Regions from separate parts of the Homo sapiens genome. Here all the other regions are linked to region 1. Evidence: chromatin contacts called from ENCODE Hi-C or POLR2A ChIA-PET data. All regions are on one chromosome and are shown on one strand. The core of a region is the stretch at or near the end of the contact, and the rest is flanking DNA. Distances in the headings are between cores, read along the strand shown.

Evidence for each region. A loop is a pair of places that touch in the nucleus more often than their neighbours do. ChIA-PET counts read pairs that join two places held with the same protein, here RNA polymerase II (POLR2A). Pooled maps may share reads with other maps.
Region 2: a loop to region 1 is called in a map of naive thymus-derived CD4-positive, alpha-beta T cell, with 24 times the contacts of the local background. The contact joins the promoter of DHX8 here to the promoter of HEXIM2-AS1 in region 1. A Hi-C loop is called at or near these places in 1 of 168 maps with a recorded cell type or tissue (naive thymus-derived CD4-positive, alpha-beta T cell) and 4 of 50 pooled maps. POLR2A ChIA-PET finds 5 or more read pairs at or near these places in 1 of 52 experiments (H1).
Region 3: a pooled map shows a loop between it and region 1 (5-fold over the local background). The contact joins the enhancer-like site here to the promoter of HEXIM2-AS1 in region 1. A Hi-C loop is called at or near these places in 3 of 50 pooled maps. POLR2A ChIA-PET finds 5 or more read pairs at or near these places in 2 of 52 experiments (PC-3 and activated B cell).
Region 4: a loop to region 1 is called in a pooled map, with 10 times the contacts of the local background. The contact joins the promoter of KANSL1-AS1 here to the promoter of HEXIM2-AS1 in region 1. A Hi-C loop is called at or near these places in 1 of 168 maps with a recorded cell type or tissue (naive thymus-derived CD4-positive, alpha-beta T cell), 3 of 37 single-sample maps with no recorded cell type and 10 of 50 pooled maps. POLR2A ChIA-PET finds 5 or more read pairs at or near these places in 3 of 52 experiments (HEK293, OCI-LY7 and activated CD4-positive, alpha-beta T cell).
Region 5: a loop to region 1 is called in a pooled map, with 6 times the contacts of the local background. The contact joins the promoter of HROB here to the promoter of HEXIM2-AS1 in region 1. A Hi-C loop is called at or near these places in 4 of 50 pooled maps. POLR2A ChIA-PET finds 5 or more read pairs at or near these places in 2 of 52 experiments (HEK293 and activated CD8-positive, alpha-beta memory T cell).

What each region holds. Positions count from the first base shown.
Region 1 is chr17:45,159,988-45,162,945 of GRCh38, reverse strand. HEXIM2-AS1 (HEXIM2 antisense RNA 1) reads left to right here and starts at 1,408. Exons shown (of 3, transcript NR_186789.1): 1 at 1,408-1,485. It overlaps HEXIM2 (HEXIM P-TEFb complex subunit 2), which reads right to left and starts at 1,071. Exons shown (of 4, transcript NM_001303441.2): 1 at 915-1,071; 2 at 311-458; 3 at 87-196. The coding sequence starts at 152. RefSeq lists enhancers at 832-961, 972-1,171, 589-1,204, 1,322-1,551, 1,205-1,820 and 1 more.
Region 2 is chr17:43,482,608-43,485,565 of GRCh38, reverse strand. DHX8 (DEAH-box helicase 8) reads right to left here and starts at 1,591. Exons shown (of 23, transcript NM_004941.3): 1 at 1,381-1,591. The coding sequence starts at 1,528. RefSeq lists enhancers at 1,327-1,756, 1,056-1,898.
Region 3 is chr17:46,264,858-46,267,815 of GRCh38, reverse strand. It overlaps a transcript of LRRC37A not described here and the pseudogene LOC100132570. Among named protein-coding and RNA genes, the nearest start is that of LRRC37A, 29 kb to the left of the region's middle. Within about 2 kb of position 1,500, at least 33 of the 41 ENCODE cell types and tissues checked have a DNase peak (open chromatin) inside an H3K27ac peak, as active enhancers do.
Region 4 is chr17:46,192,003-46,194,960 of GRCh38, reverse strand. KANSL1-AS1 (KANSL1 antisense RNA 1) reads right to left here and starts at 1,388. Exons shown (of 2, transcript NR_034172.1): 1 at 1,223-1,388. KANSL1 (KAT8 regulatory NSL complex subunit 1) reads left to right here and starts at 1,532. Exons shown (of 15, transcript NM_015443.4): 1 at 1,532-2,138.
Region 5 is chr17:44,140,395-44,143,352 of GRCh38, reverse strand. It overlaps HROB (homologous recombination factor with OB-fold), which reads right to left and starts at 1,423. Exons shown (of 10, transcript NM_001171251.3): 1 at 1,208-1,423. The coding sequence starts at 1,210. RefSeq lists silencers at 598-892, 1,139-1,198 and an enhancer at 1,499-1,668.

The DNA of each region.
Region 1 (2,958 bases), core at 159-2,658:
CCAACACATCTGGGACAAGAAGTTTGGATCTCAGCTGTGGGACCCGTGCTCGTGGTGCTTGGGTGGGCAGGAGGGCAGGGACTTACCTTGGCCTCCTCCAGGGCCACTGGTGACTCTGCATTACAGGCGGTCTGGTTCGGAGTGGCCATCATCTTCTGTTCCAAATCTTTCAGCAGACGCCTGGAACTAGTGACACCTGCTTTGAACAACAACAGAAACCTAAATCCTGAAGGAACGTCAGGAATACTCTGGCTGCCCAGAATTGTTTGCCCAGGCAGTGGCAGCCATTTTGTACCCCAGCCCTTCATACCCTTATTCTCAAATGCAGGCCCCGAAGGCTGCCTCCACCGCTGGTTTTCACACCTCCAGCCAGCAAGGGGCCAAATGGGATTCAGGGGCCGTCTTCTCTGTCCTGCTCCTCGGGTCCCTCACCAGGACTCATGTCCTGTACTGTCCTCCTGGAAGTCACCGAGGCCCAGGTTGGCAGCCAGGAAGCCAGGTGTAAGTTTTGTTTCCCCAACCACCAAAGGGGCAAAGGAGGACTGCCTGGGGAGGCTGGGAGTGCAGCGGGGCTGCTGCTGCCACGGGAGAACATGGAGCAAGCTCACGAGTCCTTCCCCACTGTCTCCAGTGGCCCCAATCTTGATGCAGCCCTGCACCCCCAACCTTCTCCCCAAGCTGGGCTCCAAAGGCCAGAAGCACAGCTGGGACCTGGGCCAGCCTAGTGCTGAGGACTTTTCCTCTAAGGTCCTGGCCTGCCTCCCTCCTTCCTCTCAGAAAGGGAAACAGGAGAAAAGGGGAAAGAGGTCTTTGCACTACATGCAGCTGGGAGGGAAACCCAACTAGGATAAGGATGGATTTCTTGGAAGAAGGGAGACAGTCATGGAAAGAGGTTTTGCAAAGGTGGAACTGACCTATTCGCTGTCAAGGGCTATGCACACCACTACATCTGTGTGCCTTTCTGTGCGACTGCCTGTCGGTGCAATTCCCAACGCCTGAGCCCTACCTCTTGCTGCAGTTGCAGCAGCTCTGGTCAAGCCGCTCAGGCCACTAAGATGGGGGGGAAGAGAGAGCCTGGACGCGCGGTGCCTGCTGGGGATTGTAGTTCTTCTGGCCTGAAAAGCGATCCAAGGGCCTGTAACGTCAACAGCCACACCCGAGACTCCAAAACCCATCTACCCTTGCGCGGGGGCAGACCGCGCGCGCATCACTGCCTTCTTTGATTGGTCAAGCCTTCTGCCAATATTCTCGCTTTTTTGGCAACGATTAGCTGTGAGGAGGCACAACTGGACCCGCCTTCTCCGAACTCAATTAAAGAGTTCATTGATGGCGTTAATCTTTACGGGGCAGAAAATAGATCCGGCTAAGGTGGGCGGGGCAGCAGGCGCGGAGGGATCCTTGGCCTTTGAGGAAGGCGACGAGAAGCTCGGCGGCCATCGCCGCCATTTTGGGCTGGGAGGAGGCAGCGGAGGGACTCGCTGCGCAGTGAGAGCACCCCGTGGGGGGTGGTCCGGGCGCGGGGAGAGGCCGGGCCGAGTGGGCTACCTGAAGTGGCGGCGCCGGGAGACGGCGGGAAGTGGGACCGGGGGCCAGGGAGGGTGAAGGTTGGAGTCTCCTCGGCCGAGCCCGGTCCTCAAACCGTCCCGGCAGCCCCGCAGCCTCGCCTCTCACAGAGTGCGGGGTTCTTCGGTAATTACCGCGTGTTTCCCGAGACCCCAGAAGGGGAGAGGCTGGTGAAACGGCTTCCCTCTGCGGTCTTTCCACAGGGGCGCGGATCCTGAGGCCGAGCTCTGCCAGCTTCCCTCCCCACCCCCATTCGGCCTGGGTATGGCGGCGAGGCCCCGCACAGAGGGACTCCCACTTCGACTGGAGAGGTGGGGGCGACGCCAGATTCCAGAGGCTGGCGCCGCGGGGGAGGGCGGAGGTCGCAGGTCTGGCCACAAGTCGGCGTGGCAGTCAGCTGGAGGCTCCGAGAGCGGAGATCCCAGTGCACCCACCTTACCTCGCTTACACCAAAGCGCCATCTCGCCGCCCGGGTTGCGAAAAACCACGACCCTCTTAAACTACTGTAGCAACCACTAATTCCCCCTGGGAGCAGCTAGAGAGGGGCACTTGGAAACCTTCACGAGCTCGGTGCCTGAAGGTCTCTGAGGCTCTTGCCCTCAAGATCTCTCCCATTCAGCCCCGATTCTCCGGACAACCTGACCTAGCATGTCGCCAGCCTCTTGGTGAAACGCCTAAAGTGTGCTGCCCCACTTCTCTTGAAAGTTTACACCGAAGGGATGAGGTTTTGCCCTTTACAGGGTTGGGGCACAAAGTCGGAGTCGCTGCGGCTCCGAAATAGAAACGGAGTTGCCCATTTCGTATGCTTCATCAACATCTGCTTGCATTTTGAAATCCTAGTCTTAACTTTTACACAACTTTTAGAGAAATGGCTGCCCTCCTAGAGGGAAAAACGAACTACAGTAATTCCAATTCCAATGTAATCTTTGTAAGACTACAAAATCTTTCCAGTTTAAAGATTTTTCTTTTCCCACAGACTAAACAAAGTCAGAGTATTTTGTGTTCTACTGGTGCATTGTTACTAGGTAACCTCAATTTTTTGAAATTCCAAGTAATTGAAGGATCACTTTTGTAGATCCTAAATGCTACCAAAAAAGAAACCAGTTTTTATCTACTTCATATGTATAGCGTTTAAGAGATGAGGAGACCTGCTTTGAAAGAATAAACTCTTAACCTTACATTATAGCTGTAGCAGCTTCTTAAAGATTGAAGTTTGATGTGAAGTTCTTTTATTGAATTGCAGGTTAAACCATCTTACTTCCTACTGCTTGAAATCTAAATCCAGAGAGATTTGTGGCTCAAGGATATCTTCAAATAAAAGTTTTATTGCTAAAATGTCAGTTAAAATTATGCCTAGGTAGGTGCTGAAGTAGGAGAGGCTTTGACGTAGCAGAG
Region 2 (2,958 bases), core at 342-2,841, 1.7 Mb after region 1:
CGAGATAGCAAAACCGACGAAATTATCACCTCATTATCAACTAAAAGAGAAGAATCCTGCGGGAAAAGTTATATAGGACAGACACATCTTGGCTGGGAGGCAAGAGAAAAAAGTAAACTAAAATATACTGGCTGCAGGGCATCTTCCTAAATGCTATATGGTGACCCTGTGAAGACATCGTCCCACTTCACAGATGAGAAAAACAGCTTCAGAGAAACTATGAATCTTACCAAAGGTCACTCGTCTAACTTCCCTAACCCCTCCTGTCACCTGCCCCTTCCCTTCCATCCCTCCGGTTGATGACTTTATCTTCATTTAGGAAACTGAAGAGTGGGCTGGAACTCTCTCACTCATCTTCCCACCACCAATCTCTAAACTCATCTGAATCTGCAACTGTATTCTCTGTCCTCGCTCCTGTTACAACTGAAGAAGCCTTGCTGTACGTACCAAAGGTCAATCCATCCATTGGTTGCCCTTGATCCCATCCATCCTCTGTACCTTCATAAAGGCTCCATCTGTCTATGGCTTTAGCTTTAGGACCCTAGCCTTTTCTAATTCCTCAGTTTCGGCTCCCCAGATGTAGTTTGCCCCAAAACATCTAGTGACTGGTGTTTAAGACATAGTACAGGACGCAATGGCTCACGCCTGTAATCCCAACACTTTGGGAGGCCGAGGGAAGAGGACTGCTTGAGCCCAGAAGTTCGAGACCAGCCTGGGCAATACAGTGAGACCCCCGTCTCTACAAAAAATTTAAAAATGAGTCGAGCTTGGTGGCGCCCGCCTGTAGTCCCAGCTACTCGGGAGGCTGAGGTGGGAGGACTGCTTGAGCCCAGGAGGTGGAGGCTGCAGTGAGCCGAGATCGTGCCACTGCACTCCAGCCCGGGAAACAGAGCGAGGCCCTGCCTCAAAAAAGAGTACAGGATGAACGGTCAAAGAACACAGTTAAAAGCACAGACGCTAACTACTATGTCACAGAGTGGCGTGAAGACCAAATAAAATAATGTCAATAAAGAGCTGAGCATCGCATCTAGCACATAGTGAGCACCCAATAAACGTCAGCCATCATCGTCGTCATCGCAGCATCTGCTGCTGTTGTTGTTAAACATGTTTAATTGAGGCTGAAAAAACAAACAAAAAACAATCAAGCAGAGATGACCGCCCCGGGCTTCACTGACAGCTCTGGGAAAGTTTCTAAAGTTTCTCGAGGGCTCTCAAGCCGAGGCCACGGCAGCGTGTACCCTGGGCACCGGTGTCTGCGACAGAGAGAGACAGATTCACACGAACATACTTTCGGTCCATCAACCACCTTTCTCCTTCCTCCTTCCTCCTTCCGCTTCCCTCAATCCCAAACTGAGGTCCCAGGGACCTCCCCGAGCTCACCAAGGTCCTTGTCGTTGATCCCCAAGTGATTGTCCAGCTCAGTGCAAACCTTTGACACCAAAGACAGGTACTCGAGTTTGGCAAGTTCTTCCGCGGGGCCTGGCTCCGACCCGATTAAGGCTCCCGCCATGGCTACAGCCACAGCCATGGCTATAGCTTGCCCAGAACCTCCTTCCTCACAGCCGGCGCTCAGAGCTACTCCGGCCGGGTTCCAGCTTTCACTTCCGGGTCAGCGCGCGTCCCCTTTGTTTACGGTAAATTGAAAATTTGAGGAACGAATCAAGTCCCAACAGGATGGATCATAGAGATCAAACAGGAAGTGCTTAAGGAAGGGACAACTAGAGTGGGTTACTCTGCACGCCGATCTGCGCCCTCTACAGGCGAGAAAAATCTCCGCCCGCCCTCAGGCCTGGAAACGTTCACTCAGCGCGCTCCCGCCCTGGGTCGGCAGAGGGCGACCCCGGCCTGCACAAGAGGCGCCGGGAGGCAACCGCAAAACAGCCTGCGCCTGCGCTTTAGAACACTTGAAAAAGGAATCTTAATGCACGTCTGGAAAAAGACAAACTTGCTTTACTGTGGATCCGCAAATTCCCGGCCTCACTTCTTTGTGGTTCCTGTCGTCCGATCTCAAGTGACCCTTGACAAGCCAGTAGGCAGTAGATTGCCTTCTCTTGTTTTACACACGAAGAAACTGGCACTTCCACTGCCAGCTGGCTGCTTGGGCAAATCAATCTCTGGGGCCTTAGTTTTCTCATCTGTAAACTAGAATAATGTTGCTCTACCCTAAATGGAATAACTGCAAGGAGTGTGACACAGAGTAGGCACACCGCAAATGACAGTTACTGTTAATATCACAAGGCTAGGCCGGGTGCAGTGGCTCACGCCTGTAATGCCAGCACTTTGGGAGGCCGAGGCTGGTGGATCACTTGAGGTCAGGAGTTCCAGACCAGCCTGGCCAACGTGGCGAAACTCCATCTCTACTAAAAATAGAAAACTTAGCCGGGCGTGGTGGTGGTGGGCGCCTGTAGTCCCAGCTACTCGGGAGGCTGAGGCACAAGAATCGCTTGAACCCAGGAGGCAGAGGTTGGAGTGACCTGAGTTCACACCACTACACTCCAGCATGGGCGACAGAGTGAGACTTTGTCTCAAAAAAAAAAAAAAAAAAATTCAAGGCTGAGATGATGGTCACAGAACTGGCCTCTGGTCTGTCAAGCACAGATCCCCTTAGTCTGGGAACCCACAGAGCCAGCTGCCTCCACTCTTGTGAAAACCTGCTTTTCAATCCCCAGTTTTCCTGTGTCCTCTCAGAACTTATTCCCCCAGGGGCTGGGCACTGTGGCTCACCCCTGTAATCCCAGCACTTTGGGAGGCCGAGACGGGCGGATCACTTGAGGTCAGGAGTTCAAGACCACTCTGGCCAACATGGTGAAACCTCGTCTGTACTAAAAATACAAAAATTAGCTGGGCGTGATGGTATGTGCCTGTAGTCCCAGCTACTAGGGAGGCTGAGGCGGGAGAATTGCTTGAACCTGGGAGGTGGATGTTGCAGTGAGCTGAGATCTCGCCACTGCACTCTAG
Region 3 (2,958 bases), core at 251-2,750, 1.1 Mb before region 1:
TACAGTCCCTTCTGGCAATGGTGTTTGGTGGTCGCTCACTCCATTTGTCAACATCTATTTATTGACAGCCCGCTTTGTGCCAACAGCTGCCGTTCTCACCCGTGGGGGTGGGGCTGACGGTGCTTAAATCACAGTGGCGGAAATAATACCTGTCGTCTAAATCCTAATCATGTTACAATACTGTCCCCCATCCGTCCCAAAAAAAGACTGGACGACCCACAGCCCGGGCTGTGGCACCCACGTTACAAACGGTGGTATAAAGTACATATGCAGCGTCATTCAGCTCAGTTTCAATACCAGGTTTAAACTCTGGACACGGTTTATTGCAGCTGGAGGAGTCCAGGACTAACATGTGGACTCGGAAGAAGAAGACGTCGGGGGTGAGTGAGGTACAGGCGGTTCATCTTGTACAGCCCGTCCCGATCCACCAGCAGGGTCACCAGCCAGATGCCCGCGCCCAGCACGTCCACGTCATGCACTATCCCGTTCATCGCTGCTTCCAAAAAACAGTTTGGGAACCCCAGTTCCTCTCCCAGTCCCTGGGCGTTGGTTTTTAGCAACAGCGAAACGGCCCGCATGGGTCGGGCGCCCTGGGATCTCGCGTGCAGGATTCTCCGGGACTCGGAAAGGCTCGCGGGGCGGCGGCGCGGCGGCCGGGCTCACCGATTTCGCGCTTGCAGAACGCCTCTCGCCCGTCCATGCCCGCCCGGCAAGCGCAAGCGCAGAGCTCGGCGCCGGGCTCCGCGTCCCTGCGCGGCTGACTGAGGCCGAATCTGAAGCTGAGGCGCGGCGGCGGCGCGGGCGGCGAGCCGGGGGCCGGCACAACGGCGCGCGGCCGGTTGGGGTGGGCAGGGCCGGCGGGGCCCTCGGCGGCGCGCGCGCGCGGCCGGGCGGCGGGGAAGCGTAGGGCCCGTGAGCGCGCGCGTCTCGGGGCTTCCTCCGTCGCGGGCCCGCGGCGCGGCGACGCGCGGTTCTCGGCTTGCGCCAGGCGCGGGCCTGTGGGAGCGTGTGCGGCCTCACGGAAGGTGGCCCGGTTGTCGGCCGGCGGCTGAGGCCTGGGCGCCCCCTCCCCAGATCCCCGCTCCGCTCCCAGGGCTCCGCACTACACCGATCTTACTTTTTCTCTCCACCGGAGCTTCGGGGGATGATCCGACGATTAAACAGAGGAGCCAGAAAGCTCTAGCTGTCATTTTTGCAGACAGGGTTCCCAGGCTCTAAAAGTGAGCCTGGGCTTTTGCTTGCTTTCTCTCCTCTAACCCCTTCTCCACACCCGCGTCCCCGTTCATGCTAATGAGGGGCAGCCTTTGGGGAAACGGGAATCACTCGCTGAGCAGACCATTGGAACAAAACCGAGCCGCAGGGATTTCTCCCTCTTCCTTCCTAAGGGGGACGAGCACATGGCCTCGCAAAGTTGTCCCCGAGAATGTCTGTCCTGTGATCTGCGGGCGAGGATAGCATCACAGCCTAAACTTTAAACTCGTGTGCGTTTGCGCGCTGCGGTGGGGGCAGCAGAGGGTGGGGTGACAAGTGCGGAGAATAAGGGTGTTTCGGGACTGAGGGACTGAGTGGGGGAGAAAGAGTGATGGCCGCTTTTTTCTAGATTAGGTCAACAACAAATAGGAAAATAGTGCTTAAGACAGCGTGGGTTTGTGGAAGGGAGGAGATTCCAGATGACAGAGAATGTATCCTGGAATGTGTATGTTAGGCAATTTCTAGAGACACCAAGTCACTGCTTCCTAAGTTTAGTAAAACTGTTTCATTATATATGACAGCTCACTGTAACCTCTGCCTCCCGGGTTCAAGCGATTCTCGTGCCTCAGCCTCCCAAGTAGCTGGGATTACAGGCATACGCCACCATGCCAGGCTAATTTTTGTATATTTAGCAGAGACGGGGTTTCACCGTGTTGGCCAGGCTGGTCTCAAACGCCCGACCTCAAGCCATCCACCCGCCTTGGCCTTCCAAAGTGCTGGAATTACAGGCATCAGCCACGACGGCCGGCACAGAGGTCTAATTATTAATCAGAAGGTTGCCTGTTGAGGCCGGGCATGGTGGCTCGTGCTTGTAATCCCAGGACTTTGGGAGCCTGAGACAGGAGGATCTCTTGAGCTCAGGAGTTCAAGACCAGCCTGAGCAACATGGAGAGACCCTGTCTCTACAAAAAATACAAAAATTAGCCGGGCATGGTAGCTCACGCCTTGGTCCCAGCCACATGGGAAGCTGAGGTGGGAGGATCGCTTGAGCCTAGGAGGTGGAGGTTGCAGTGAGCCGAGATCGTGCCACTGCACTCCAGCCTGGGTGACGGAGACCCTGTCTCAAAACCGAAAAAAAAAGAAAGAAGAAGAAGAAGGAAGAGGAGGAGGAAGAGGAGGAGGAGAGGAAGAGGAAGAAGAGTAGGAAGAGGAGGAGGAGGAAGGAGGAGGAGAAGGAAGAGAAAAGAAGAAGGAGAAGAAGGAGAAGGAGGAGAAGAAGAAGAAGAAGAGGAGAAAAAAAGAAGAAGAGGAAGAAGAAGAAGAAGAAGAAGAAGAAGAAGAAGAAGAAGAAGAAGAAGAAGAAGAAGAAGAAGAAGAAAGGAAATTTGTCCGTTGAGCATTAAATCAAAGAAGAGAAATTTGCCAAATTGCAGCTGAAGGAGGTGGGTTAATCTACCCTCATTCAGGTGTTGGAGGAATGAATTATCTTCTCCCTCCAAAAGAGCAAACCTCTACAGCCACTGCAAAGCTTGGGTACACCAGAGTCAGGTTCTCCAGACTAGACAGGCCCAGATAAACACTAGTCATATAAACACTAGTAAGTTCATGCCCTCGGGGCCCTGTTCATAGATGTCCTCAGATCCCCTTCTTTCACGTGCTCTTTATTTAAGTCAAGTGGAATAAAATTCACTAGGCTTAAGATTTCTCAGTTACAACCACATCTCTGACATACATTCAAATCACCCACATCCTGCTGGGGGTGTTCCC
Region 4 (2,958 bases), core at 139-2,638, 1.0 Mb before region 1:
TTTGGTATTTGAGAACTATGACTATGCTTGAGAGTGTGATTTTAGGAGTACAAATGGAAATTCGCAGAAACCTAGGTGCAGATGTTGCAGGGGCAGGTGAGTTAGTGTAACTTTGTGGGAAGACTAAAACCGTTCTGTAACGACTGTGAGGGTGTTTTTTGATAAGCAGAAGTGACGTATAATGCCGGATATTGGTTCTGGTAAGCCACAAAAAAGTGTGAAGCATTTTGCGTCTTCCTTTTTGGTAGTAGAGCATACATACCCTTCTTATCTGCCGAATTTGATGATTTAATGATTTGAACGATTTTTTCTTCAGTCATTTAAGCCAGTTTTGATGAATCCTAGATTAGTCTTTTAAATCTCAAGATACTCCACTCATCTTTTGGCAACTTTAAAGGGTGGTAGAATTACACTTTGTGTGACACTTTGTATTACATTATGTTTATGAATTCTTTAAGTCTAGGAAAGGTTCCATTATTTTAAAGGTCCTATTTTGGGGACAATATAAAGTTCTGTACTGATAAACTGGTCATGAGAAATGATAAGGTGCCACCACTTTAAACCAACTCTGGTAACGAGGTGGGAAGTTGGCTTTTTGTTGTGAGACTTGTGTTTCTTTATGGAGTTCTTTGTTAAACTTTTAGCATGGCAGTGAACTTCCTTTTGGTGGCGGCAGGAAGCATAAATACTCATTGTGTAATGCCATTTGCCTGTTTTGGCGGATCTGCCAAGCCATGACACCCAAAACAAGACGCGTGTTTCTTCACGAAAACTACAGTTCCCAGCGGGCCCGGCGCCGGCGGGGCCATCACTTCCCCTCTGGCTCCCGGCTGTCCCTTCCCGGGCTGGCCCGGCGCGGGCCCTGGCTGGGGCCTGCGCAGTGACTACGTGCACCCTCCCCACCCCGCCCAACTCTGGTGGCTGCGGAGCGCGGTGCTGGGGCTAGTGCCCAGCCGTGCTGCAGTATACGGAGGCTGGCTGCTAGGGACAAAGGGCGGGCGGCGGAAGCCGCTTCACTGGTCAGGGAGCTTTCTGCAGGGTTAGCCTTGGAATAGTGTGGTGCCGACGGCCTTACCCTCTTTACTACACAGTGCAAACAGTTCCTCGCTCACGTCCTCTCGCTCCGCGGCGCCGGCCCGCCCTGCCCCTCAACTGGCGAGCCGCACCGCCGGCCCCAGCACGGAGGGCATGTGACGGCGTCAGTGCCTCAGGTTAGACTCACCTCGGCCGCAGCGAGGGCTGGCTTCCCCCTGCCGCAGTGCTGCGTGCCGTCGCCGCACGTCCGGGGCAGCTGGGGCCGGGCGCCGCGGCCTCCGCAGATGGAGGTACAAAAACATCGGCCACGGCGAGGAGCCATGACTGAGGCGGCGGCGGCCGCGCCTCCTGGCGGCCCGCGGGGGCGGCGCGGCGGGCGCCCCCTGGCGGCGCGCCGGGGTGGAGCGGCCCTTCGCCGCCGCAGCCGCAGCCGGCGGAGGCGCTGCTGTCCCTCCTCCCCGTGTCCCCGGCGCTCGCCCGCTTGCTCGCTCGCTCCATTCTCCCTCCGCTTCAGATTAAAGGGGGGGAGGGAAAAGGAGCTCGGCCGCCATTTTCCCAGTGCCGCCGCCACCGCCGCCACCGCTCGCCGAGCCGGCGGGAGAACCGAGCACCGTAGCGAAGCCGACTCGTCTCGCCGCGGCGGCGCGGGGGGCGGCTGAAGCGCGCTCCCCGGCTGGAAAGAGGCGGCCGGGGGTGGCGGCCTGGGTGCGGGTTCGGGCTGCAGACGGCGGTGCTTGTTTGTGCGGGGCGGGGGGGCGGTTTCACTCTCTGCCCCCGCCCGCCCGCCCTCCCGGCCGGGCTGCGGTCTCCAGCCGTGCTCGGGCCCCGTCGGTGCGGAGCAAGGCCGGGAAAGGGCCCGAAAGAGAAGAAAAAGCAGCCGCTCCCCGCCGCCGCCTTCCCCTCCCCCTCTGCCTCGCCCCCCCGCCCGGAAAGTCAGGGCGGCTCCGGGCGTCGGGGGGAGGAGAGCGGCGGGCCCGGGCCGGAGCCGCCGTCGCGCGCCCCCGCCCGCCGCTGGCCCTCGGCGCCCAGGCCGGGGGGCTGTTTGCAAACTGCGCCCATTTTGTGGGGCTGAATCCGCCCGGGCTACGCTCCTCCATCACGTGGTAGGTGCTGCTGCTGCTCCTCTCCTCCTCCTCCTGCTGCCCTTTCTCCTTCTCCTCGCTCTCCCTGTGGCTCCCATTTCTCTCTCTCTTTGTTAGTTGTAACTAGAAAGGCAGGGCAGGGTAGAAAAATCCCCCGGAACTTTAAATGGCCTCTCCGGGCTTCCCTGCTGCGGGTCCGGGCTGGGAGTCGCCCCAAGGGCGGGGGTGTGCGGGGGCCCTTCCCCAGGAGCTGCCGCCTCGTTCGCCAGCTTTTCCTTTGGCGTTCTATTTAAAAAGGCGGCCTGAAGAACATGATTTATTCCCGTAAAAGAACCCCCCAAACAAACTCTGGCTCTCGCCTTGAACTTCTCTTGACTGCAAAAGGCCTTTCTCTGCTCGAAACACACATCTTGGCGCGTTGCACGGTTTGTATCACAACTCTGATTGTTTCATTTATTATTTTTGTTGCCTGTAAATTCAGGTCACTTACGTTTTCAGATGTAGTCTCCCTCAGGCGGACTTTTTTTTTTTTTAAACTAAAGAGGAAGAGGGATTTATTTGCTTTTAAGTGAGTTGGAATCTTAACTGCCTTTTTGGGGGCCTGTTTTCCGGCTGACGGTCTTTTGATTCTTAGCAAATAGTTTGTTTTCCATACGATAAACAGCGCTACTCCCGTGTCTTACTTAAAAATCCTCGTTTTCCAATGTTGGAATCCCAATGTGGATTTATAGAGAAACGTGCTACTTAACTATTGCTTACTGATTGCTTTAGGGGAGAAGGGGTGACATGATGGCGCCACTTTAAATTGCTCTCTTTCCTTTTCCTCGGTCCCCCCCACCCC
Region 5 (2,958 bases), core at 174-2,673, 1.0 Mb after region 1:
AATTTTTATAGATACGGGGCCTCACTACATTGCCCAGGCCAGTCTTGAACTCCTGGGCTCAAGTGATCCTCCCACTGTGGCCTCCAAAGTGCTGGGATTATAGGTGTCAGCCACAGGCTGGGCATGGTGGCTCACTCCTGTAATCCCAGCACTTTGTGACGCCAAGGCGGGTGGACCACCTGAGGCCAGGAGTTCAAGAACAGCCTGGCCAACAAAGTGAAACCTCGTCTCTACTAAAAATAGAAATAAGTTAGCTGGGGTGGTGGTGCCCGCCTGTAATCCCAGCTTGTTGGGAGTCTAAGGCAGGAGAATTGCTTGAACCTGGGAAGTGGAGGTTGCAGTGAGCGGAGATCGCACCACTGCACTTCAGCCTGGGCCACAGAGTGAGACTCTGTCTCAAAAAAACAAACAAACAAAAACAGGTGTCAGCCACGGCCCCTGGCTTGGGCCTAAGGATTTTGCAATATCCCAAAGGTTTCGCCTGACCAATCTTATGTCAAACATAAGAGAAACTACCATAAATCCAAACATGTCTGCACAGTGGCATTGTTTCTGCAAATGAAGCCAGTAGTTTCCCTACCTAATCCAAGGCCCAAAAACTAGGGTCCCAGGAGAGTAGGATGCCCCAGTCCACGGTTCCTTCTTTCTAGCCAGCAGGGCTGCTGTAGCCAGTTCCTGATGAGTGTCAAACCCAGATCAGAGGTGGTGCCTAACCCCAGATGCCAGAGCCGCAGGAGCTACAGCTGGCGATACAGTTCCCAAGACTCTAAGGGTCAGAGTGAAAGGGGTGGGCGGGAGACGACGGTTGCAGTGAGCAGAGATCACGCCACTGCACTCCAGCCTGGGCGACAGAACGAGACTTCGTCCAAAAAAAAAAAAAAAAAAAGTAGAAAGTGTGGGGCGGGGAGGGGAAAGGGATGGACCCAAGCGGTAGTGACGTCTGAGCGCACTGGAAAGGGGGGTTTCCCAGGAGGGTAGGAAGGCAACAGGAGGGAAACTGAGGCCCGGGGGAGGAGAATGCTTTCTCAGGGTCTCCGGCGCGTCCATGACAAGCCCTGACGACAGCCCAGGTCTCCCGACTCCGCCGAACCCCCACCCAGACCCCGGTCCTGCAACTTGCGCGGGCGAGGGGCTGGAACCCCATGAGCAGTTCCGGAGGCCAGGGGGCCCTGCGGCCCGCCAGCCCCCAAGCTGGGCGCGGCATTACCATAGCGACGGCGGGTGGGCCTCGGCGGGGAGGTTGGCCCGGCACCCCGAGTCCGGGGAGTCGCCGGGGCCTTGGACACGACCCAGGTGGAAGTCTCGGACTCCGAGGGACAGTGCTTCCGGGCTGGGGTCAGAGGGATGAGTCTCTGCGATATAGGGAAAGTCGCCAGGAGACTGGCGGCAGGCGCCTTAGGCCGCATTCGAAGACGCCGCCACTGGGGCGTCTCCGCCTTCTTAAAGGGGCAGGCATATTTCTTTCCCGCCGACACAAAGGGCCTTCTCACTGTAGTCTTCCGCTCTGGTCTTAAAGGGGAAACGGATGGGCTCTCGGTCGCCCCCAAGCGGCTCCTCTTCCCAGTCGGCTGGTTCAGCACTGGTTCAGGTGAGATCAAGCATCTTGGCCCCACGATGCCTAATCCTGCCCCCGCCCCTTTCTTTTCCGTTCTTTTTTTTTTTTCTTTTTTAAACCGAATCTCGCTCTGTCGCCCAGGCTGGAGTGCAGTGGCGCGATCTCGGCTCACTGCAACCTCCGCCTCCCGGGTTCAAGCGATTCTCCTGCCTCAGCCTTCGAAGTAGCTGGGATTACAGGCGTAAGCCATGGCGCCCGGCCTCCCTGCTTGACTTAATACTGCTTCAGAGCAAGACTGTGGCTTTTCACCTTTGTGAACCAGCATGTGGCACATTGAAGACACTCAGAAAATGAGTTTGTTTTTGTTTTGAGACTTACTTTACTCCCTTACCCAGCCCGGAGTGCAGCGGCACAGTCATGGCTCACTGCATCCTCCACCTCTTGGGCCCAAGCAGTCCTCCCACCTCAGCCTCCTGAGTAGCTGGGATCACAGGCACACACCACCAAACCCAGTTAACTTTTTTTTTTTTTGACACGGAGTCTCACATTGTTGCCCAGGCTGGAGTGCAGTGGCACGATCTTGGCTCACTGCAACCTCTGCCTCTCAGGTTCAAGCGATTCTCCTGCTTCAGCCTACCAAGTAGCTGGGATTACAAGTGCCCGCCACCACGCCCGGCTAATTTTTTTTTTTTTTTTTTTTTTTTGAGACAGTCTCGCTCTGCAGGACAGGCTGCAGTGCAGTGGCATGATCTCGGCTCACTGCAACCTCTTCCTCCTAGGCTCAAGCAATTCTCCTGCCTCAGCCTCCCGAGTAGCTGGGATAACAGGCATGTGCCATCATGCCTGGCTAATTTTTGTATTTTTAGTAGAGACAGGGTTTCACCATGTTGGCCAGGCTGGTCTCGAACTCCTGACCTCAGGTAATCTGCCCGCCTCTGCCTCCCAAAGTGCTGGGATTACAGACGTGAGCCACTGCGCCCAGCCACGCCCAGCTAATTTTTTGTATTTTTAGTAGAGACAGGGTTTCACCATGTTGGCCAGGATGGTCTCGAACTCCTGACCTCAGGTAATCTGCCCGCCTCTGCCTCCCAAAGTGCTGGGATTACAGACGTGAACCACTGCGCCCAGCCACGCCCAGCTAACTTTTTGTATTTTTAGTAGAGACAGGGTTTCACTATGTTGCCCAGGCTGGTCTTGAACACCTGACCTCGTGATCCACCCGCATTGGCCTCCCGAAGTGCTGGGATTATAAACGTGAGCCACTGTGCCTGGCCTAAGCCCAGCTAATTTTTTTATGTTTATTTGTTGTAGAGATGAAGGCTCCCTATGTTGCCCAGGCTGAACAAGTGTTTGTTGAATGACTTGATGCCATTTGTCAGGAGGGAGTGCGAATGGCTGGGCAA